3 separate regions of the Mus musculus genome follow, and all the other regions are linked to region 2. The links are chromatin loops, found by intact Hi-C in ENCODE. Cell type or tissue: left cerebral cortex. All regions are shown on one strand. Region 1 overlaps Fras1 (Fraser extracellular matrix complex subunit 1). Region 2 overlaps Fras1 (Fraser extracellular matrix complex subunit 1). Region 3 holds the start of Fras1 (Fraser extracellular matrix complex subunit 1).

What was found. Peaks named below come from ENCODE experiments on the same cell type or tissue, not always from the same donor. Only the 100,000 strongest peaks of a DNase experiment are listed, where the experiment ranks them.
Region 1: it touches region 2 in a loop (7-fold over the local background); 2 of 42 quality-filtered maps call a loop at or near these places.
Region 3: it touches region 2 in a loop (4-fold over the local background); 3 of 42 quality-filtered maps call a loop at or near these places.

What each region holds. Positions count from the first base shown.
Region 1 is chr5:96,581,386-96,589,385 of GRCm38, forward strand. Fras1 (Fraser extracellular matrix complex subunit 1) reads left to right here. Exons shown (of 74, transcript NM_175473.3): 15 at 6,694-6,837. Among named protein-coding and RNA genes, the nearest start is that of Gm52781, 120 kb to the right of the region's middle. In left cerebral cortex, a CTCF peak has its summit at 3,465; a DNase peak (open chromatin) is centred at 3,548.
Region 2 is chr5:96,450,205-96,458,204 of GRCm38, forward strand. The region is part of intron 2 of Fras1 (Fraser extracellular matrix complex subunit 1); the gene reads left to right. It overlaps Gm33050 (a long non-coding RNA gene), which reads right to left. Exons shown (of 3, transcript XR_389343.2): 2 at 1-7,574. Among named protein-coding and RNA genes, the nearest start is that of Gm33050, 5.2 kb to the right of the region's middle. In left cerebral cortex, no CTCF peak of the experiment used is centred here; DNase peaks (open chromatin) are centred at 4,482, 4,802, 5,099, 5,728 and 3 more places; H3K27ac peaks cover 2,760 bases.
Region 3 is chr5:96,373,128-96,381,127 of GRCm38, forward strand. Fras1 (Fraser extracellular matrix complex subunit 1) reads left to right here and starts at 828. Exons shown (of 74, transcript NM_175473.3): 1 at 828-1,758. The coding sequence starts at 1,686. In left cerebral cortex, CTCF peaks have their summits at 1,072, 1,271 and 3,271 (motif pointing right); DNase peaks (open chromatin) are centred at 756, 973, 1,301, 1,586 and 4 more places; H3K4me3 peaks cover 3,081 bases; H3K27ac peaks cover 1,460 bases.

The DNA of each region.
Region 1 (8,000 bases), 130 kb after region 2:
TGCGACTCGCTTTCAAACAGCAGTGTTGATATTCACTCTTCCAGAAATGCACGGGAGTGCCTCCTTGTCATGCCTTTGTTCGCACATGGTACCCCAATGCAGCTTCAACCTGCTTGTATGACTCATGCAAAATGGAAACTTAAAAAAAAATCTTATTTCTGGATCATAAGAATCAGTCTGAAAGAGTCTTCATGGCTCACTTCCGGTAACTGCGCTGGGTCAGGTTCTTTTCTTGTTTCTTTCTCTGTCCACCACTCAGTTCATTCCCTTTGTTCTACCTTATTGCTAGTCCTCTCCTTCCCATCTTCCTACTAAGTAATGATGGCATTGTTTTCCATGTCCTTGCATGCATGTTCATTTGCATGTGTGCGTGTATAAACATGCATGTAGAGACCAATAGAGAATCCTGATTGTGATCTTCAGGAACACTGTCCACGTCCTTTGAGACAGGTTCCTCATTAGCCTAGAGCTCATCAAATCGACTGTCTAAACAGAGAACCCCAGGGGTTCCGCTAGCTCTGGGATTCCCAGTACACCCCAACATGTCTACCATTTTTACTTGTATTCTGGGGATCAATGCAGACCCTCATGATTGTAAGGCAAGCACTTTGCTAACTGAGCCATTTCCCTAGCTCCAGAGTGACTGTTGTAATGTGATCTGGTGCATGTTTTGGGGTGTGTATGCTTTCATTGCTCTAGGTACATGTTACAATTCAGAAAAATTTTGGGTGGATATTTCCTTCCTTCTCTTATTTCCTCAGTAAGCAACATGTCTAAGATCCAATATGTGTTGCTTATATAAGTCTAATCCACCCTGCCTAGATAGTGCTTGTCTGTTTTGTTTGCATATCTTTAGCTATTTGTGAGGCCATAGGACTTTTCACCTGTTTGGTGTTTTTATGAACCCTGTCAAATACCTGTGCATTTTCAAAACACCTGGAAATCAGATGTTCTTATTCAGGGGTCTGCATTCGTAAGCTGGAAAGAGAGATGGGTGAAAGGTAGAAACCCAGCCTGGGAAAGATCTTAAGATTGGTGTATAAGGGTCAGATAAGTGTGATGTTGAGTTTTTAGGCAGCGAGCCTTAGACTCTTGGGAACCTGAGGGCTGAGGGAGAGATAGTAGGATAGAAAGGACCTTCTGGACATCTGAGACTCACCATGCAATTTCCTGTGGTTTTCCAAGGGGCTCTTGTTGCTTGGGGGAAGATTGCAAGAAAAGAGTGTGGAGCTTGAGGCACCTGGGAAAGGTGGGGTCCCCTTTGTACAGCAGCTGACATACACCTCAAGGCTCCATTTTTGTCCTTTCTTTCAAGAGAGCCTGCTTCTCCAGGACTCTTTCCCATCTTCTGTCTCTCAGTGAAAATTTCTTTGCTTTTGACCAGAGCAGAGACAGGAGCTGCCAGGTCTCCCTGAAGCCAGTGATCACATGAATACAGTTGGCCTCTCCAAATCTGTCATCTCATTGTATCTTGAGAATTAAATACAACACACATTATTCTCACCAAATGGGAAAGAAAATGAAGGAACTGTGAACTTGAATTTAAGATAGGAACAAATTTTTATCCAACAAGAGCTTCCTACAGGGCTAGGATATAGCTCAGTGGATGCTTAGAGAACATGAGTAAGGCCCTGACTTCCATCTCTAGCTCTGCATGGACTAAGTGTGGCAGTGCTTTACGTCTATGGGTCAGGAACTTGGGGGCCTGAAGTTCAAGGTCAGCTGACAAGGGTGTTTACATCCAGTTTGAGCTAGAGCTCTTGTCTCAAAAGAAGAAACACAATGAAAGTACAAAACAGAGGGTATCTTGTTGAAAAATACAGCCACTGGAGCTTGGGGAAGTGGCTTGTTGTAAAGATGCTCAATGTGTAGACATGAGGATTGAAATTTAAATCCCTAGCAGTCATGTAAAAAGCCAGGCATAGTTGTTCATGAGCTTATAATTCCAGATCTGTGGATGTGCGGAGAAAAACAGGGGGATGACGGTGACATCCTGGCCTTCAGCCTAGCTCCAGGTTCAGTGAAAGACCCTGTATTAAACTAATAAGGTAAAGAGTGATAGAGCAGGATACACAATGTCCTCCTCTGGTCTCCATGAGTTTGTATGGAGATATACACTCACACATGCACACACATGCACCACATACACACACACACACACACACACACACACACACACACACACACACACACACGGAGAAAAAAAACAAACCACTAGCTCCTGACAATAATCCACATCAAGGTCTTCCTAGTCCTTGTGAAATGTAACCTTGCCATAAAATGGATAAAAGACAGAGCAGGAGAACTCACTCAGTGTGTGGCACACCTGCTTAGGGATGCAGCTAGGGCTGGTGCCTTGTGGTTGCCAGTCAGAGTATTATGGTGAACTTAGAATTTGAACCTGGCTTCAATGATGATCAAAGATGGTATACAGGTTCTGACACCTTAAGAGAGGGTGGAAAAGGCCAGCCAAGGGTGATTTTCTTTCCCGGAGCAAAACTGCAGTTCCCAAGCCTGAGCCTATGAGCATCTGACCCCCTGCCTACCATCTGGAAAGGTTTGCTAGAAACAAGAAGTTGCCTGCAGGAAGGGCTTTTAACTCTCAAGGAGATCTGCAATTTATTCCTAGAGAAGCATAGGTTGAAAAGTTTCTAAAAATCTTCTACTTCTATTTTAGCAAGAACAAAAGAAGTTTTTATCTTTAGAATAGAGTTTCCTTATAAAGCTGGCAAAAAGAAGGACATTTATCCATTCTTTTCATTTTTTGAAATGAATTGTTTGACGAACCAACACATGCCCTATTATGCCCCAGAAAAGTCATGGGCCTTCCAGATAAATGATCTACTGTGTGTGAGATAAGAAGACAACTTTGCCTCGTTCACCCTTTCAAAAATTTATTACTGTAATATTCACAATATACAATTCCTACCCTCAATGATCTGAAATGCATCACTAAGCAACATCAGGCTGAAAAGTCAGCGAGCCAGTGACCTTTTCCTCTTCTTAATAACCCAAGTGGAGTACAAGCCACATGTAAACCAAGCCTGCAAGAGGAGATAGCAGGGAGTTGCATACTTTCAGTGCTGGAAATTAGGAATCAGTTGTAAATCACAGCAGGTGTGTGTCATACCAAGGAATGACAGCTCAGTGTGACACTATGCCTGGCCACCAAAGATGCAGTTCCTTTGATATGGAGAAGTGAGGAGGGCCAGCAGGGATCACTGTTACACTTAATAGTAGGTATCAGTGTATCATGTGTATTCATCATCAAAAACACACCTGAGTTTTTAGCATTTAGAAAGTAAATTTTATATCCTCAATGTTAGGGCATTTAAAAGCTCGTACCTTTGCCGTTTCTATGCAAAAGGTGGCTGGTGGCATGGTTTTCCTGTAATGAATAAAAACCTGTGTGTTCTCATTTAGCACACATTTGATGAGCGCTAGACACCAGTGTGAGCACTAGGGGCTTAAAATAACTAAAGCTCGGTCCCCACTTGGGAAGTGACTGCTCCTTGAAGGAGGAAGATAATATTGGAGTAGTTAGGACAAACTGCTGCAGGGAACTCTGCCAGTGAAATTCATCCTCCCACTGCCCTGCTGTCTTGGGTTTCTACGGCAGTGGTAAAGCACCATGACCAAATGCAGCTTGAGGAAGAATGGAGTTTATTTTGCTTATGTATCTAGTCTGAGCCCACCGAGGGAAGTCAGGGCAGCAACTCAAGGCAGGAACCTGAAGGCAGGAACTGAAGCAGAGGAGATGGAGGAAGGCTGTTTACTGGCTGACAGTCGTTGGCTTGCTCAGCTTTCTTTCTTTCTTTCTTTCTTTCTTTCTTTCTTTCTTTCTTTCTTTTTTTTTAGAAGGGGCCATTTGGCTATTCTTTTTTTTTTTATATACGTATTTTCCTCAATTACATTTCCAATGCTATTCCAAAAGTCCCCCACACCCTTCCCGCCCCCCCACTCCTCTACCCACCCATTCCCATTTTTTGGCCCTGGAGTTCCCCTGTACTGGGGCATATAAAGTTTGCAAGTCCAATGGGCCTCTCTTTCCAGTGATGGCCGACTAGGCCATCTTTTGATATATATATGCAGCTAGAGTCAAGAGCTCCGGAGTACTGGTTAGTTCATAATGTTGCACCTATCAGCTTTCTTTCTTATATATCTCAGGACTACCTATTCAGAGGTGACATTATCCCCAGTGGACTGGACTCTTCCATATCAGTTATCAATCCGTTGAAAAGAAAATCCCACCAATCAGGATACTTGCTACAAGTCTTCTATAACATGAGGGCCAAGGCCATGTGAATGCTATGCTCTGACCTGTGGGATCTTTGTACTCTTACTTTCTAAATAATCTTTCCCTTGGCACTACCCAGTGGAATTTTTGTAGTACTCCAGTGAATTCAATGGATGCAATATATCATCTATTTTTTGGTCTAGGCCTCAGGCAATGTGGCTTATGTGGGTCTAGGTAGGAAGGCCTCATAGGCCTCCACAGCACAGCATCTGGAATGTAGCAGCAGCTTCTTATGTAGGTTAGTAGAGCTACTTGACAGGCCATCTTGGAAAAGATGCTGGGCTTTGTGTTTGATGGATGTGTTAGGTAATGTCTTTGTATCAATTCAGAATGAAGAGAAAACTTCATGAAAGATGAGAGATATTTCAGGTGATGGCTACAGTCAGTAATCAAGGGTCACTGAGTGGCATTTCTTGTGTATAGGGTAGAATTGTTTCGGAAATGGTCCTTGCTTCCATTCACAGTTGTGATATAGTATCAGAGTCTCACTGTAAGTATGATGAGGATTTGTGTGTGACCTTTATAAAATATAGATGAAGGAGTTAAGTATGAATGAAGTCACTCAGGAGATGTCTGGAAAACACAACCAGTGTGCTCAGACACAGTCAACAAGGTAGGAAGGTCTGCATGAAGCATACAGTGTTAAGACAGAACTTGATAACAACACAGAGAATTTTGCTCATTCTCTCTCTTCCTATCCCCTAGCCTAAGCCACTGCAATCTTTCAACTGGACCACAGGATACACTGCATAGTGGTAGCCTTGATAACCTATACAAACTCACCTCCTTTCTCCAGGACACTCATGAGAGTTTTGCAAATTTAAATCACATCTTGTATCACTCTTGCATGATCCTTCCATCACTTCACAATACAATTAGGGGAAAAAAATCCCACTTCTGTGCAATGATGTCCAAGGCCACAAGTTGTCCTACTATGTACTACAGAGGCCCAGAAGCTATAAACACAAGGGTAGACCCAGTTTCCCACACTCTATGTTCCACCTCCAAAGACATTGCTTGAGATTGTCTCTGGTTGCCCCCCCCCCCCATAGCTGGATGCTCACCCTCTTTCAGCTCTACTAAAGTGGGTCCCACCCCCGTCCCCCACCCCTGTCCCTCTACTGCAGTATTCCTGGCTATTAATGCAATTAGTAATTATCTTTAAATCCACCAGAGAGAAAAAAATGTCTGAAATTAAGACTTTCTTGTGCAATTTAGAACTGAGAGGGGGATTAGATTCTGAAGTTTGCGATGTAGGTATCTTTTCTTCTGCTCCTAAACAAATACTTAATTAAATCGCTAAGGTATGATTACCCAATCACTTGTAGGCAGCAAATGCATTCATTTTCTCCGCCAATTTTGTTGATCAGAATCAATGCTTCTGGAAAATAGATTGTACTCCATTGTGAAGGAAATGCTATAAAAACGAGGACGATGTGTTAACCAAATCACAGTAGGGGTATCAAAACAAGCAGCTAACCAAGTCGCACAGTGTTCTGCTGTGAAGGGCAAGCCTCCTTTTGCAGAAGGGCTAAAGTAAAGAAGATACACAAATGATTATAAAAGAGAAAATGCTAGAAGAGAAAGAAGACAACAAAATCTTTAGAGACTACCTCTTTTCTGGGAACAGCCTCCACATAGACTCAGAAAGCATGAAAGAAGTGTAAACTTTGGGAGTCCTGGGGATACAATGTGGACCAGTGATGTGGGGGAGAAGAGACAAGACTTGTGAGGGAAGATGGAGGGGCACTGTGGTAGGGAGTGGTAGGGAGTGATAGGGAGATGGGAGGAGGAAAAGGAGAGAGATAAAATTGAATGTATCAATCAAGGGTAGCCAATGATGTTACCCCTCAACTCATTCTTAAGAAGCTAGTGGAGGTGGAAGGAGCCTCCGGAGCCTGCACATACTGTAGTGATTAGGGCAGACAGGGCAAGGAATGAAAGCCATGGCATTTCATTAGTCAGACCATCTTTGCCCAGAAAATTATGATTTCCTTTCCCGTGACTCCCATTACTTTAAAGCCATCAATTTCCTGTTTCAGAGCCCTTAGCCCTTAGCAAAAGCTCACTAAAGTAGTACTTCTGACTCTCAGAGATTGTCTTGCTCTCGCTCTCTCTCTCTCTCTCTCTCTCTCTCTCTTTCTCTCCCTCTCCCTCTCCCTCTCTCCCTCTCCCTCCCCCTCCCCCTCCCCTCCCCTCCCCCTCCCCCTCCCCTTCCCCCTCCCTGCCTCTCTCTTTGAGGGACATGGTGTTTATTTCTTTTAGGGTCAAACCTAGCATTTCAGGAGCCCTGGAACCAGCTTATATCTTCCTGTAGATTCTTAATCTTGGAGTGTGAGAGACAGATAGTCTCTTCTGTGACAGGCTGGGTCACTGACTTTGGTGCTTTTCTACAGTCTGTCATGAGTCCTGTGCAGGTTGCTGGGGTCCCACAGAGAAGCACTGTATGGCCTGCAGAGACCCACTGCAAGTGCTGAGAGATAGCAGCTGTGAGAACACCTGTGGCAATGGCTTCTACAACAGGCAGGGGACCTGCGTTGGTAAGTGCCATGCTGGGCTGGGATGCCCCCTTTATCTCCCTCTGTGTTCAGATCCTAGCACTGATAACTAATGCATCTTTTGCTCATTGAGTATGTGCAGGACTTCTGACATTCACTTCACCTTAGGCATTTATGTATTGTTTTAAACAAGTGGGATCTCCTCTAATGGCCCTGATGGCTTGTTAGACTCGGACTATTCAGTCTATCCTGACCCAGCCCCCTGCTTAAGACTCACAGCTATGTGGAGAGGGGAATCAAGTCCAGTTGGGACATCTCCCTAAGTCTCAAATATCATTCATCCCAGACCACTTCCCTAGTATAATGGAGCAGAGACCCATGCTAGCCCAAGCAGACCCACCTTTGTTTTGATGTCACGGGCTTAAAGGTGAATTGATCACTGTCCAGTCTACTTTTCATGGTCATACGGTCATGATAGCCAGCCCAATCCATCCTCCTTGTGCCAGGCAGAAAGAGATCAACCTCCAAGAGATGTGGACATGTGACAAAAGCACAGATTAACCCATCCCATCTGCCTTTCAATCTCTGACTTGTGAAATGGTGATAAACATAACTCCCAGGCTAAACAGAATATGACCCCCAAGATGTAATCTGGAGATGGGGACAATGCCCTGGAGAATGAGGTGTATCTCAGTGATAATGAGGCAGCATGAGGCAGCAAGGCAGAAGCAGAAAAGGCACAGAAGGATGGATGCAGACGTCAGGGTGATGGGATGACACAGGAAGAATCCCCTGGCTTGAGCAGGCAGAATTTGGGAAACATCAAGGGGATACGTTCTCTTGAGTTTCTCCGAAGAAATGCAGTCCTGTTTCTTAGATTTTAGACGTTGATTTTTAGAACTTCCTACCTCTAATGCTGAAAGAAAATAGATTTGGGTTGTTTCAAACTGGAGTTCATGGTAATTGGTTATAACGAACACTGATTCACACCCAGATGAGAAGGTTCAGAGTAACTGCTTGGTCAGCACTCAAGGCTGCGTTCTAGCAATGACTTTGCTAGATAGATATCATCCTCAAGTTCAGATGAAGAAGCAGAGAGTTAGAGGCAGATATTACCTTGGGTCTCAAAGCTAATGACCAGAATAAGAATCAGGTGTAGCTCTTCAGGCTATAAGTGACTGGAAACCCACTGCCCTGTTCACTAT
Region 2 (8,000 bases):
GGAAGATTTTGTTGATCGCAGCTGTTAACTTGAGGATCATGGTCACAGAGACACAATAACTTGCCCAGGTAATTGAACTCTTAGGGCAGGTAATGTCTTCGTTGGGATCCACCCTCTTTTGAACATTTGCCGTAATAAATCATAGTGCCTATGAATGCACAGGGTTTCATAAAGTCCTGTGAAATTCAAGGAAGGCACACACCAGCAAAATCCAGGTGACATCCCTCTGACTGGCAGTAGAAGACCCCAGCTCCCTACACATAAAACATTTTTGTTTTAAATTTGGAACTAATGGGTGTGAGAAATAGTCTTGTTTTGAAAACTTACCATCCAAGAATGTAATTCATGCTTTTGGGAGTTTGGGGTGCTTTTCAATATTTCCCTTTTTCCTTCTGTGCTGAATGAAGATACAGATTTGGAATTCTATTGCCTTTTTTTGCTTTGGCATCCTGCACTGGCCCAGTAACAGCATAATCCTGGCAGTGGCAGAATTGGGGCAGTGCCCAAAGATCAGAAAATCCCACAGTGAGTGGCATGCTTTAACTCATCGGCCCCTTATCTGTAGATGTGTGGTGGGGCTTCAAACTTCAGATCTGGTCTCTCCCCTTCTCCATCTTAACTTGTTTCTGAGGTGTTTGCATTTCTGTTTTCTATAAGCCCACTGTGCTGCTACCAGACAGAGCAAAGAAGTCCAGCTGTGAAGATAGGATACACAGTGCTTTCTAAACAGTTTCTTTTATGGCCATTCTCCTCACTCTGTAGAGGCTCAGGTACACCTGGACATCTTGTTCCCTGTGCATGCGAGGCAGCTCTGTGCCTTAGTTTTTCATTCCATAGTGGTTTTCATCATGACGTATAGCTGAGCCATTGTTTTTTGTTTGTTTGTTTGTTTTGTGCTTGTTTGTTTTTACAAATGTCTAGGTGTTCCATTCTACAAATGGGTGTCTTGTTTTTATTCCATTTTCTTATGGATATTCCTCTCTTCCTCAGGTAGGCAGCATCCTTCCTATCCTTATAGGCGCTGCTCACTTAAGTGTGTGTTGCCTAGAGGGCTGCTTTTTCTAACCTAGGGAAGGCAAGCCAGTGAAAGCATAGGAATACATCTGTCACTACCTGCACCTCCCTATACCCTCTTGGCCTATGAGAGATGGTATGTGTTTGTATGTTTGCCAATGTCAGAGCTACCGTGGTGGCTCCAGGAAGCAGCGGAGCGTGGACAAGCAAGTGGGTACTGTCAGTGGTGAATCTGTAGATTGGACATAATGAAGCAGAAAATCAAGATGCTTCCCTGTCAGAATTTTCAAGGTCAGTGCTGCTGTTCACTTTCTTTTCAAGTCAGGTTAGCGCAGGACTTCATTCCAGCAGCTCTGAGTGCCTTCCTGGACAGGAGGTAGGTCCCAGAGCTTCTAAAACCCATCTTAGGAAGAATGCACAAACTCTCCAAGGACACAGAAATGTCAGGTTTAGCCTGCCTTCAAGCGACCAGGCTAAACTTTAGAAAAGATAGTAGTCTTCAAACTTTTTATACAGGAGGGACTTGTTTTTCAAAAGAACTGTCTTTATCACCTCCAGTACACAGAAGGGAGAAAATGGTGTGGGAACTGCAGGTTTTGGCAGTGCTAGGGATCTGGTTGGTTTTCATCAACAATTTCAGCAGCTAGGTGTCTTCATAGACTACAGGCTATGAGGTTGACCAGATGGCATTTCTTTTCAACCAAGGCATTATGTCTTTTCTTTGTCTGTAGAGAGAGTTTAGGTGCTATGAAGAGTCTGTTTTACACATAATTTCAAACAGGAAACACCTTCCTACTGGCCCCCTCCCCCTTTTTTTAAGCAGTCTACCTTTACTTTGTTAAGTTGAAGAGTCTTTCTGATGGTTGAAGATAAGGTGTATCACTTTAGTTAACTTTTAGCTACTAAAGGAAAAGCTTAAAAGTATTTGAACTGCAGAAACTAGCTTGTAAGGGCAGCAAGCATTTCTACAAATTCCAAAGCCTGTGAGATTGATTGCTTTTAGTGTTTACTATGGCCAAATGATTAACTAGGACCCTGCAAGGAGGCCTCTGAGAGATGATTTATGCTCTGAATGTCGGAAGGATGTTTGCATATAACCATCAGAGGGTTTTTATTTCTTTTTTCTTTTCTTTTCTTTTTTTTTTTTTTTTGAGGCCCTTTAAACTTTGCCTATCTTGGGGACAGTCACTACTTCCATCATTTTTCTTTCCTTTTGTATTTTATTGTCTTCCACAGAGGCCCAAGCCATCCTCTTAATATTTACAGAGTTTGGTGGAGCTAGGATTTCTTGGGGGTTCCCCTTCGTCTGTGGGAGAGAAGTGTGCTTCAGGTCTTCTGAAGTTTTTGCTACCACCAATGAGGGAGCAGATTTTATGATTAATCAGTTTCCCAAACTAAAGAAATACAATTCTCACAAACACTGAAATATATCATAATTATTTAGAGTTTCAAAATGAAATGTATGCTGATCTAAGCTTGGACCAGCTTTTATGGAATTTTCTTTCCAACACTTTTTCTCATATTTTCATTATGGATGGAAAATTCAAGTTTGTCCACATTGAAGTAGCATGTTTTATTTTTTTTAAAAATTCTTGATGAGGACCAGGCATGGTGGCACAAACCTTTAATCCCACCACATAGGAGGCAGAGGTAGGTAGATCTCTGAGAGGTCAAGGCTAGCCAGGGCCTTACTTTCTCAAAACCAAAAACAACAGGAGACAACAACAACCATTACTACTATTGCTGCTGCTACTTAGGGAGCACCCACCATGTGCCGTTGGGCTTGTAGGTTGCTGAGATACAAAAGTGGACAGGGCAGACCCACTGCCTGCCTTCAATGAAGCCCTGGTCTTATTTTTAAGTCTATACTTCTAAAAATATCTGCTAAGAAGTCTGCTGTTCCACCCTTCCCACGGGACATTGTTTGAGGGAGTCCGTATACTGCAGGATGCAAAATTGTCATGTTGGTGGGACTTGAATTCTCTGTGCCTTTAGAGCAGGGCTAATAGAAGAGGAGGATCACATTCCTGTTCTGAGCACAGTGACAAGGGTTCTTAAAGAACCCACTGTCCCTCAGAGGCAGGTAGGTGAAGGAAGAGGAAGGTGATTGTCTTTAAAATTCATTCTCCTTTAGGTGTAATGCTGACCTAAAGAGAAGGAGAAATCCATGGCGATTCTCTGGTAACAAGAACCTAGAGAGTCAACACCTGCCCAGTGGATACAGATGTGCTGCCCTTGCTGCCCAGAGAGGTGGCTTTCCAGAACCTGTCTCTTTTCTTATGTGTACATTACCCAGCAGGAGTACAAAGGCAGAGCAGCAGACCAGACCTTCAGGATTTCTTTCTTGCTGTTGGGAAGGCGTGTTAACATTTAACGACAGCACATAACTTTGTTCACTTGGGCAATGAGTACTTTAGCCTGTGGATGGATGGAATCATACTGGTCAATACTGTTCTGAAAAGGAGCAATTCTAAATAGCTGGTTCAGATGCTCGGCCCATCTATTCTGTCACACCACAATATAATTTGTCGTATCATTATGCTGTATTTTAGAATTGATGCCTTTTCTGGTGAATCCATATATGTTGGAGAACTATCTTTTGCATCGCCTTTTGCAAGATGAGGTGTGTCTGAAGGCAGTTTTTTCCTGTTCCAAGGAAGACTAAGGTATAATAAGCAGGAGACTGGGAAATTTAACACAGCAGAATACATGGAATCAGATGGAGTTTCTTGCCATTGCACCTTTGTGAAGGGTTCAGGGTTTCTTATCCTAGACTCTCAGGGAGAGTAATATACCTAACAGTTTTAAGTGGGGTCCATATTTTAATTTAGAAAATGAAGGTTCTTTCAGGTTATGTCCATGTGTTTCCTCCCTGATGGAAGCAAGCATTTTTTAGTTTAAGAAATGACTGTGTCAGGCATGTGGCAAACACCTTTAACCCAAGGTGGGGCAGAGAAGGCAGATCTACTTAATTTTCAGGCTATCCTGGTCTCCATAAACAGTTTCTGGGCAGCCAGTGCTACATAGTGAGACTCCTGTCTCCCCAAACCAATCCAAAAGCCAAAACAACAACAACACAAAAACAAAAGATCCTTCTTTTGCACATTTCATCTGTTTTTTAAAAGTAATATACATTTCCAAATATTTGCTGTTCATTGGAGAAGTCCAAAGCCAATAACTCTCAGAGAATGACTGACTGTGTTTTGGGGAGTTGGTAGATTAATTATGCAGGCATTTATGAAGGTCTAACTGCACTTGGCAGGACAGTGGGAATGAATGCACACTGGTGGTAAGGCTCCTTGTATGATATAACTATAAATTGATGAATATTTTTTTTAGGAGATTGGTCTCAGCACCTGCAGTCATGTTCCATCCACCCACCAGGCCTGCTCCCTTCATGCCTAAATATAGAATCGTGCTCTCCACTCCCTTCTGTTCTCAGTGACCTGCCATGAGTTTAAACTTCTGTTGTTGCTTGCCTATTGTGGCTGTAGTTTAAAGCTCCCACTCCTTCCGGTTTGTGTTGTGACTCCTTTCACATTCACTCCCAGGCTGCTCCACACTGAGTGTCCAGTGATATTTTAACTGAAGATCGGTTAGATCCCTAGATGACTTTTGTTGTTGTTTTGTTTTAATAGCATAAAAAAGCCCTTTCTGATCCTGTTCTGGCCAGGTTCAGCTTCCTCACCTGCGCGCTGGGATCTGGAATATTCCGTGACACTGTCTGTTCAGCTGTGAGCTCTGTGTAGACAGAATCTGTGTCTGCATGTATGTATCTCTTGGTCTCTGCCGTGCAGAATGGTAACAAAATTTAGTGAGGGCCGTATCTGCTTTTGCAGAGGTCACTGAGTTATGTCTCCTCTCTAAACCTTGCCAAGTATGAGCTTGTTAGCAAGCCAAACTATATCGCCTTTTGTTTAATTCCACAGTGTTTGTCAGAATGTTTTGAGAAATGGTAAAATAGATGGTTCTTGCCTCTTATGTGTAACACAACTACACACACACATACACACACACACTTGCAGAGTGTTAAAGACTGTCTGTGTACTTCATAAGGTTGTCCTCCCCGCATCTGCTCTGAGGAGGTGTGATTAAGTTCCACAATGACAGACAGTAGGAGAGTCAGAACAATTGTCCAGATTCTCCCACACTGAGTTCTCCCTGCTGTCTTTTGCCTTTCTGTTATCTTGAGTAGAGGCCACTTAATACAGCTTGCATTGTGACATCAATTCTAGCACTTACCCTGTGACATTTAGCCAGAGTTTATGGATCCTGTGTTATTTTGAGACCGTTCTTGCCCAACTTCATCAAATGCTTTGCTTTAGAAATGCTGACAGTTCTTCAGATTATTTTGTGGTGTCAAAAAAGTTTTATGTTCTATAAAATTTGGGGAGTTGATATTATTCACTGTGATTTTCTTTCTTCACAGCTACTTGTAATTTATGCTTATTTTGTTTCATAAGTCTAGGAGATTGCATGGATACATGCACAGCTAACACAAGGCATGGCCTTCCTGTTCCCAATGGCCCTGCCCACTCCAGGCTTGGTGTCTTCCGGGGTGTTTCATGGAAACTCAGAGACCAAGAGTCTCCTTTGTCTTCTTATTCTTTCTCAGTGAGTGGTGTACTCTTTAGCAGTGATTGTAAGGACTGGGGTTATAGCTCAGAGGTTATGAGCACTGGCTGCTCTTCTAGAGTAGCTGCATTAGATTCCCAGTACAGGAGCTCACAACCGTCTGTAACTCAAGTTCTAGGGGATCCAATGCCCCTTTCTTGTCTGAGCACTGTATGCACCTGGTACACAAACACTTATGTAGGTAAAACGCACAGACACATAAAAATAAAAAGAAGTGAATCTTGAAAAATAACTTGATCGTGTTATCTCAATGTAAGGAAGTGGAGACTAAGGAGTCAGTCAAGCAACTTCTTTAGACAATTTTGGACTTGACCTAAAAACACATTTTTTTTAGCACAAGATTTTATAAAAAGATTTTAAAAGGAAGGAGCGAACTTACATGGAGCTATCCTATACGTGCCACCCAGCTGGAGAGAGGTAGTATCATCTGCCTATTTTGATGCCCTTTCTTCAACATTATGCATGCTTTGTACCTTTTAAGTTCTAAAGAAATTAACCTGACATTGGGAAGATAAGAAGATATTAAAAATTTTTTAGCTCCTTTTAATTGCATTTATGTAATTCTATTCTCATAACTACTTGAAATAATTCTTCTTGTTATTATTTTAAAACACATACAAAACCAGGAAAATCCATTTTTAATCCCCATAAAGAGAAACAAAAAACAAGCAAACTGGCGATCTTAGCAGGTGAGTAATTAAAAGCAAACAAAACCAAGTGATCTGGGAGCCAGCATGCACAGCCAGAGAGCCTGAGAGTGTGCATGCTGCTCTGGAGAGTAAATGTCCTTGAACAGCAGCAACCTAATTGGATTGACCCCAGCAGCTTGTGTCCCCTCTGTAGTCTGAGGTGCTTCCTCTGACATTTTCCTGGTCCATGAGAAAAGAGGGCACGAGGTGGAATGTGACTTTGACGGCCACCTGTAACGATAAGGTCTTAGGTCTATTTAGTACATCACTTCTCTATGGTATCAGATATTAAACACTGATGTTGTTGCTGTAAGCTATAAGGACTTTTATACCATCATGTGGTCATCTTTCTATCCCAAGCACTCGCAATAGAACCTGGTTTCTGATGGGTTCTCAGTGGCTAAAGCAAGAGTCCCTACAAGGTAGGGTGCCCTTGGTTAAGAACCCCCATGTGGATCGCTTAAATTTAAAATGGACCAATATAATACAAACAAAAACATTTTGGCATGTGTTTGATTTAAGAAAACTACCATTGCTGGCCATGGTGGGTCATGCCTTTAGACCCAGTACTTGGCAGGTGGATCTCTGTGAGTTCGAGGCCAGCCTACTTAACATAGCTTGTTCTAAGACAGCAGGACTACATTGAAAGACCCGGTCTCAACAAACAAAAGAAGAAAAGAAAAACTCATCATTTTGGAAACAAACTGGAGGAGAAAATTAAATTGACCTAATTTTACTCCGAGTACATATGCACAGAATAAAATAAACAGTACAATTTGTAATGAAAGGGGAAATAAGCAAAAATAATCCAAGGCAGGGTGAGATCATAGCCAGAAAGCCAAGTTATTTCTCAAAACGATTATTTCTGGTATGACCTTCTCTTCAAGCTAACTGATGAGACAATCACTTGCTTCCTCTAGAACAGCAGCACTCGGCTTTCTAGGGCTTATTTATAACCTCCTGTGAAGAGCAGGCAGTGAAGAAGAAAGCTTAATTATGCATTTTCCACTCAGTGCTTCCATATGGCCAGGAAGAAATATGATTCCTCTTGTATTGTAGTATCTTTTCCATCTGAGCAAACATACCTGGCTTAAGCCCCACGCCGGAAGTCAATTTGGTAGTTTCTTGTGTAGGGTGAAACCCACAGCCTCTTGCAGAGTTGGTTAGTAGCCATCAGTGGGATCTCTGTTAGCTCTTTTCCATTAGGGAGATGAATTTCGTTTCCAAAGCTGTGATCTAGGAGAGTTGCCAAGCAGCTACAGTTAAAAGAAAAAATACACAAAACCCAGCAAACATGGCAATTCTTTCATGTGGCCCTCTCTTCCTTTGTGCTCATTAAGCTAGCTGCTGGCTGACCAGTTCTGAAATACAATCCCTGAGTCCCTATGCCTTGGGCTGTTTCTAAGCCCTTGGAACCTCAGTCAAAGCTTGATTTCAAGTAGTTGGCCACTCAGTACTCAAAGGGTGACCATCCAAGATGGAATTGAGAGACTCTAGAAGTTTATTGAAGGATTTTTCAGCTCTACTTTTGTGAGGTTTGCAGAACATTTGCAAAGGTTCTGTGCCCCTCACAGAAAAGAACATTGTGAAGTCCTTGTGTTTCAGAGCATCCTCTGGCTCTTTGACAGGATCTGTAGTGTGCCTTAGAACTCTAAATGTGTG
Region 3 (8,000 bases), 77 kb before region 2:
TTCGAAACCCAGTCTGTATCTCTCCCGTGTAACCATCCCCAGTTACAAAATGATCAAACCTGGACCAGCTATTTTTATTTAGTCCTCTAAAAATAGCTATCACTCAGTACTGGCTGGAAACCAGACCCCACCCTATCCCTCAACTACCTCCAGTGTGCACACCAGGATGCTTTTGCCCTGACATTGGCTTCCCAGTCTTTGACATTTGGAGGCGCAGCTGGACTCACCCAGACTGTGTGGTGTTTTCATCTTTTAGGAAGCTGTAAAGGTGCACTCACCGTGGGAATCTCAACCTAGAACACACGTGCCCCAAGACTGCTAGGTTGCAGGGAAAACCCCTGAGGGTCCAAAATGCGAAGATGGCCAGTCAGCTCTGCTTCAGGCTCTGTGTTCAGCAGCAGTGGGCATGACGAGAGGTGGAGAAGTAGCAGTTAGGACTTGGGTGTGAGCACCCTGTCCCCAACTAGCCTCTCCTGTGGTACCCTCAACAGTGTCTGAATGGAGACCTAACCTCCTGTTTCCACCCGCCCTCGGTGTGACCACTTTTGATCCCGCCTCAGACAAAGCCAATGCAACTCCTGCAGGATGAATAAGGGGATCAGGTTGCTCTCTCGCCTTCCCCCACCCCCTCACCGCGGCTCCCCTTCCCCACGTGACTCTCTGGAATCTTTGCCAAAGCTCGTAGTCTCTGAGTCCATTTTCACACCCAGCAAAGGAGAGAGGAAGGAGGCGAGAGAGGCTGAGGAAGGCGGAGCGTGCGTGCTTTAAATGCGAGGATCCACTCGGGGACTTATCCTGTGCGTTTCCAGGCCCCTCATCTGGGGAGCATTGAGTTCGGAGGGGTCTTTTCCAGCCTCTCTCTTTCCTCCTTGCATCTACAATTATGGCTCCACCTCCACTTGGGTAATCGCACCTCCGCCCTGCAGCGCAGCTCGGGGTGCACGGTGCGGGGAGGTGGGCGTCGGTGTGGAGCAAGCCGCGCCCCTCTGCCCTCCTCCTCTCGGCGAGGGGCGGGCGCGAGAAAGTGGCAGCAGCGCCCCCCGCGCCGCCTTCCGCGCGGAGCTCTGGAAGCGCCTGCAGCAGCCGGGCGGCGTGGTGCGGTGCGGCTGCAGCGCCCCCGAGTCCCGGAGCTCCTGCAGGGCCGCACAAAGTTTGCAACCAGCGGCCCTGCACCGCCCAGCTCCCCGAGCGCTGCTGTAGCCCGGCCCGGCGTGTTCGCGGGGACCCGCCTCGGCCGATGCTACACGGACAGACGGGGGCGTGCCGAGAGAACTTTGAAAAGCTGCCGAGGAGGAACCTGCTCCTGCAGCTCGCCAGTTGGGGACCTCCGGAGGAACTGGTCTAGCCCGAGGCAATGCTGCGGAATCCCAGCAGCCGCTGACCTGCAACTTTCCTGCTAGTCTTGGCGGCGATCTGAGCTTTGCCTCCTCCTCGCAGCCTCGGCTCACGTTGGTGGCCGCTCTGCTGGAGAACCCAGTGAGCCTCGGGGCTGACTGAGTGTTACTGTCGGCCGCATCCTTCTGCGGTCCACCCGGCCAACCTCGGCTCCCGGCCCAGCAGCCAGCGCTTCCCCAGTGTCTGTGCGTCCCGGTTCCCGGCGCCGGCGCCACAGCCTGAGGTTTGGCAGAGAGCAGGTTCTTGGATGCTGAAGGCTGGGATCTTCCTGCGAGAGTGCCGCGGCGGCGATGGGTGTCCTCAAAGCGTGGCTCGGGGTGGCCCTAGCGCTGGCGGAATTTGCAGTATTGCCTAATTGTGAAGGTAAAAAAGAGCGGAACCCCGTGTGAGTTCGACTGTGCAGTTTAAGACACTCAGCCGGGTTTAGTGCTGTGGGTTGTTGGGTGGAAGTTTTGATTTGAGGCGATAGGTGGACACGGAGTGGATTTCCTTTTCAGCTGAAATCCCCACTCCTGGTTTCTCTTGCGGTCAAACCTCAGCCCGGCCACGGCCTCCTCTTTGCTTTTTGCGGGTGGGTGGCCTTTTGAGGTGATATTTCTGAACCCGGATGAATCTTCCTTCCACTTCTACCCTACTCCTCAAGGAAAAGCAACTACTCGGAACCTAGGTGAGAAGCGAGCAGTTGCTCTCACTTTTGTGGAATAAAATCCTCACCCAAGCTCCACTGTTCTATTTTGCTTTCCTCGCCCCAGTAACTCGCCCCCCCTCCCCTTAAAGACCACTTAAGATTTTATAAGTAGTATTCTGGATGTTGAGATTTCAGTTGTAATGAAATAAATTTTACTCGGGAGCGAGAGCACGAGGCTGCCTGCTTCTCAAGGAACAAAAAGTGGTCAAAGAGCATGTATGCACTTCTCTTCTCCCTAGGTTTTCATTGCGCGCGCGCGCGGGGGGGGGGGGGGTGTTCCAGTCCACTTCTTCAAGAGCTTGGGGAGAGAAAGGAGACTTGAGTGTTGTCATCAGGATAGCTTTCGTAATCTCAGCTCAGATAATACATCAGTAAATCTGATGAGGGGTGTGTGTGTGTGTGTGACATGTTGAGTCTGGTGCTGCTTCCCCCCGCCCCGCCCCCCCCCCCGCGCCCCTAGGCGCGCTGAGAGCTCCCACCTGCTCAGAGCCGCGGGGACAGTGGCTGGGTTAGCATTTGCAGAGGGGGAAGGTGGCAGGCTGGGAGAGAGACAACTTCATCCACGGCTGGGCTCTGGACTTTCTGCTTCCACTCCCGGCTCCATTCATTATTCATCCAGCTGCAGGAAGAGTTCACCTGCCCAGTCGCAAATCATATAGGCAGTGGCGTGCACGTGTCGCTTTTCCTGCATCATAGGTGCTGAAAGGGGGCAACTGGAGATTCAGGAGGGTAAAATCTCAGGTGGGCTTCCAGTCTTCAGACCAGTGGCACCTCTCTTCCTTACCATTTTTTTCTCATAGCAAGCAGCCTGGCCTTGGAAGTCCACTCGTGGACTTTCCCCACAGGTTTAGGCACCACCTTCTCACACTGTCGTGGGAATTATGTCAGAAAGATACTATTTCCAGGAAAAACACGCCTGGGGAGCTGTGCAGAGTTTTTCAAACTATGGACAACCTGTTTTAAAAGAATTGTGTGTGTGTGTGTGTGTGTGTGTGTGTGCATGGTTTTTGCATACAAAAAAAACCCCAACCTTGTAAGGTTTAATTATAGTAATTAACCAGATGGGAGAGTCAGCCCGGGCGCCTCAAACTTCAACTTAGAGCTCAGAAAAATTACAGTTACACTTGGTGGCAGTTTCTTATTTAAAAATTATATCCCAACAACACAGAGACTATGCTATCACTCCTGGATTGCTCACCAGGGGGCAGTTGGAGCGATGCTGTTTCTCAGAAGCAAATCTCTTGAAATGACAAAAGCCATTATTATTAAGAGGCTATGGGGTATGCTCTTTGGAGGGCTGGTAGATATAGCTGGCAAAGTGTCTGAAGTGCGCTCACACTGAAGTGTGTGTGTCCTTACAAGGTGGAGAACTTTGCATCTATTTTCTTTACTCACTTTCAGAGCATTCTGCATCTGCTCACAAATTAGGTCCTAGATTGCAAAAGGTCCGAGAACTCCCAACCAAACCTAGATGCTTGGCTCTGAGTGAATGAACCCAGCTACGGATCACATATTATTCCCCGTGCTATGCCGAGTAGTTTACACACCATATCTCATTTAATTTGTTTACTTGTGTGATGATGGTCGTACACATACGAATCAGCTGTCCTCTGATTAGGCTGTTCCTTTGAGCCAGTCAAGGCTCTCTTTGCAAAGAGATTGAGACGGAAAACTTGTGAACTTTAGAGATTCCCTTAAGTGTTGTTATTCACCCAGGGAACACTTTTTAAACCAGGCATCTACATATGCTTTGCTGGACGGGCCATATCATCACATTTCAGCCTGCCAGCTCATGGGAGAACTCACTGTTTTCTTCTTTGTGAACAACAGGGAGTGCAGTACTCCAATGAATTCTTCCTACAGCGACTTTAGTGACTCTGAGAGCAGCTCCAGCAACTCCTCTGTCTCCACCCTGGCTCTTGGCACTCTGAGTTCTCGAGAGCACCAATCAGAAGAGGGAATGCCAAATAACATTCTTTTCAATTAACTTAAATAGATCAGCCTCTGTGATGAACTAGCTGACCTTGAATGAACCATCTAACTAGATGAGGGAGGTATTATGTCGTGATAGCTTTAAATATGCTTTGTAATTATGAGAGAGAGGGCGGGAGAGAGAGATAGACAGATATATATAGAGAGATCAGGGGTGAGAGCTATAGATCAGTGATCAGTAGTAGAGCTTTTGCCCAAGGCCCTGAGTTCAACACCCAGAAAGGCAAGGAAAAAAAAAAGGTTGTGCTGAGACTTTCGGGTTCTAAATTTTATCTTAAGTATCAAGAGAAAGATGAATTTTTATAACCAGGTTGATGGTAGTGTTATCGTATATTGCCTCAAGATTGCTAAGCTGATAAACTGTGATTTGAGGGCTTAATAAAATCAAAAAGTCACAGGGAAGCTTCAAGCATGGCTGCTTTCTGAATCCGGGAAACCGGAACAGCATTTTCTGGAGACTCATCTTGAGTGGTGCTCACATGTAGAAATTATGCGGGTTTAAACCAGATAGACGCCGGGTATGGACTTGGGAAATACTGTTGGAGACCTGAGCCCTAGATTGGGTCTACTACTACTGCCCCCTACCCCATGACTTCAGCTAAGCCTTCACATCGCTCTAGTTTCTCCTATGCCCATTATTAACAGATTACAGTGGAGAGGCTCATTTGATGGAGACTTTGTTTTATTTTCAGATACATCAGTAGTTTTGGTTCTGTGTTTGGCCAGAGAGTTCCTTTGGTGAGGCATTCTGTGCTTGAAGCTCAGCATTGGAGAAGGACTGCATTGGCTGGACAAGCAGCCCTCCCCTCCATCTTTCATTCTGTAAACCTTTATTGAGAGCTCCTAGGTCATGTTAGCCTTGGTGGGACTTGGGACTTCTTACATCTTCGGGAACAAGCAAAACATTCCTTGCATGTCTGATTGGTCTTCAAAGGTATTTACATATCCCCAAATTTATAATACCGGTGAAAGAGCAGAAGAGCTGTGAGGACTTGTGGTCCTTCTTGGGTCTCTCAGGATTGAGATTTTTACAGGCTCCAGTTGATTGATACTGACCGCAACTTTACACGCTTTGGTTTTCATCATACCCTGCAAGTAGAAACAGATACATGATGTATTATCATAGGTTCTTGTTTCTAATATACTGCTTTCCCACTCCCTTCTGGGATTAGATTTTGTGTATCGGCTTCCTCATAGACATCCTGGAGTAGGGACACAGCCATCCATAATCACCGTTATGGATTTGGGTGGCAACCTCACTCAATATTACTCAGGCACGAGTAGCCATAAAACACTCCACTACATGGGCTCAGAGGAGGAGAGGGACTGCCACCGGCCAAGCTGGAGCCTCATGCCAAATCTTATGGTGGCTCAGAAGCAGTTGGCCAGTTTTTGTTTTACTATTCTATTAATTGATCTGCATCCTAGCTGACAGTCATCAGGACATGAGCCATCCTGCCAGTCTAGAAATGATTCTATTTTAACTATTCCACAGTGTGCCCAGCCATATGCTGAATTATATTAACATAAAGTTTGAACATTTAAATGCCAACTTGTGGCTGCTTGATCCTAATGAGTCATCTTTTTGGAATACCCTGTATACTGGCTACTTTTATGTCAACTTGAAACAAGCTAGAGTTATCTGAAAGGAGGGAACCCAACGGAGAAAAAAAATACCTTCATAAGATGCAGCTGTAAAGCATTTTCTTAATTAGTGATTGATGGGGGAAGGCCCATCCCATTGTGAGTGGTGCCATCCCTTGGCTGGTGGTCCTAGGTTCTATAAGAAAGCAGGCTGAGCAAGCCAGTGAGCAGCACCTCTTTGTGACCTTTGCATCAGCTTCTGCTTCCAGATGTTTCTGCCTCCAGATGTCTCATCAGAGCAATAGTAACCCTAACTAGGACACACTGCTCTTTACATATCTTATCTAATGACTCTATGTGCCATGATTTCTTCTGACCTGTGTGTCTGTTGTGTGGCAGACTTTTCATGGGAAGACGTAACACATACATGTATAGCTATTCACCCCAAATAGGAGTCCATGATAGATCAAAGTAGGATACCATCAAAGTTCAACTTCGTGAACTTCTTGTTTGCAACTGGACTCCTCTGAGAGTGACTCTCATCAGCCTTTAATCGTTATATACTCTCAGGGTGGGGGGAGTGGAAGGGACCTAGTGAATCTGGTTAGCTTCAGGGACTTCCTGAAGCTATTTTGAGTTTACTTCCTCGTTGTAAACATCCAAAGTTCCCCTGAACATGCAAAGTTTTCATCAAGGAGGAAACTTCTCTACAAAAATCTGACATTTTGTGGCTGTTGGATTTTAATTGACCCAGTTACCAGTTACTATCTCTGTGGCAAATAGTTTTGGATGGAAGTATGTTCCACATTATATCTCAAAGTTTCCCTAAAAATATTGAGCTTTTTATGGGAGCTTCAGAAAGGAGTACATTATATTCTCCAAGAGACTTCAGAAAAGAAGCCCCCTGGGGCTTTTATTTTATCCAGGTAACATTCTGCATATGTGACTCAGAAGAAATAAACCAAGCAGCCAGGGAGAACAGCCCAGTCTCGGGATATAGGCTTATCATGGTGCTCTGTGTGTGTAGTGGCAATATGCCCCACTGTAGAAGTTAAGATCCTGGTGTCTCAGACATAGTTCATGCCCTGAAACTAGAGATTGCCTTAGCTTGAGAACTCCCGCTCCAACTGTCCCCCTGCCCCCTAGTTTTCCTGTAAAGAAAGCCCATTTCTCCTTCTAGATCTCTACCATTTCTAACGGTTCATCTAAAGCTATAGTTTTTCTTAAGTCCATCAAGTTCAAACCATGGGCCCACAGGGTGGTTCTAGAACCCCTTAAGAACAAGCAGAGTGAGTGACTGTGTTTTCCCTGTGAAGTAACTGGACAGAATAAAGACCTCTCTGCCTTTCTTGTGCCAGGAGATGCTCCCAGCACCCCCTGCCAGAAAACATCACAGCTTCGTCTGTTGGTGGGTGTGCAGCCTGCCATAGTGTGGGAGAAATATGCTTGCTCTGGAAGGCCTCGTCTGGCTTTGGGTGATGATAAATGTTTAATGGGACTGGGCATCGTACTGGAATGCTTTATTCTCTCTGGAGAGTAGGACTGAGGTTTTGGAAAGTGTGTTAATGGAGGCTCACATAGGCAGCTGCCTTCTGGGTTGCACGGTTTGTTTTAGGGAAGCCCTCAGAGGGCGAAGCTTATTTCTTTTGGAATTGCACATCATGGAGTAACCCAAATTGAGTTGTTTCTTTTTCTAATGATGGAATTTATCAGCCACATATTGTTTGACTTAGGTCTGTCCCAGATGCTTGGCTTAAACAAGCACAAATGTAAGGCCATTCTCGAGGCTGCTGGGTATTTTCGTGTTGCTGTGAGTTTATAGGTTCTGACCAGACTTCCAAAATGGGCTTTGCTATGGCTGCTTGCTTATTTCGTAAGGTGCTGGATGACCTAACGAGCATTGAAAAGAAGCTTATTTTGCAAGACAACATTATGGAGACAGGAGCTAAGACTATAGTGATATACCCTGTAATGATGTGACAGACAGTGTATGTGCTGGCTCTAGGTGATACTACCCGGGTCTGTGTTGGTGTCTGAGTTTGTGTCATTACACTATGATGTTCACATGACAATGTCACTACTTTATGATGAACATTTCTTGGAAAGCTACCTTATATGACTGTATGGGAAGATGATCTTTCTCCAAAGGGTAACTATTGCTTTATCCTCGAAGCTGAAATTTCTTAGATTATTTTAAAGGTTGCACACACTTAAAAATACATGATAAATGCACACAATTTTATCTATGAGTTCAGAGAAAACCCGAATATGCCACAGATATCCAATTGTTTAGTTATTAAGAGATTAATAGTCTGAAAAGATGATTCAGTTTTTTTAAATT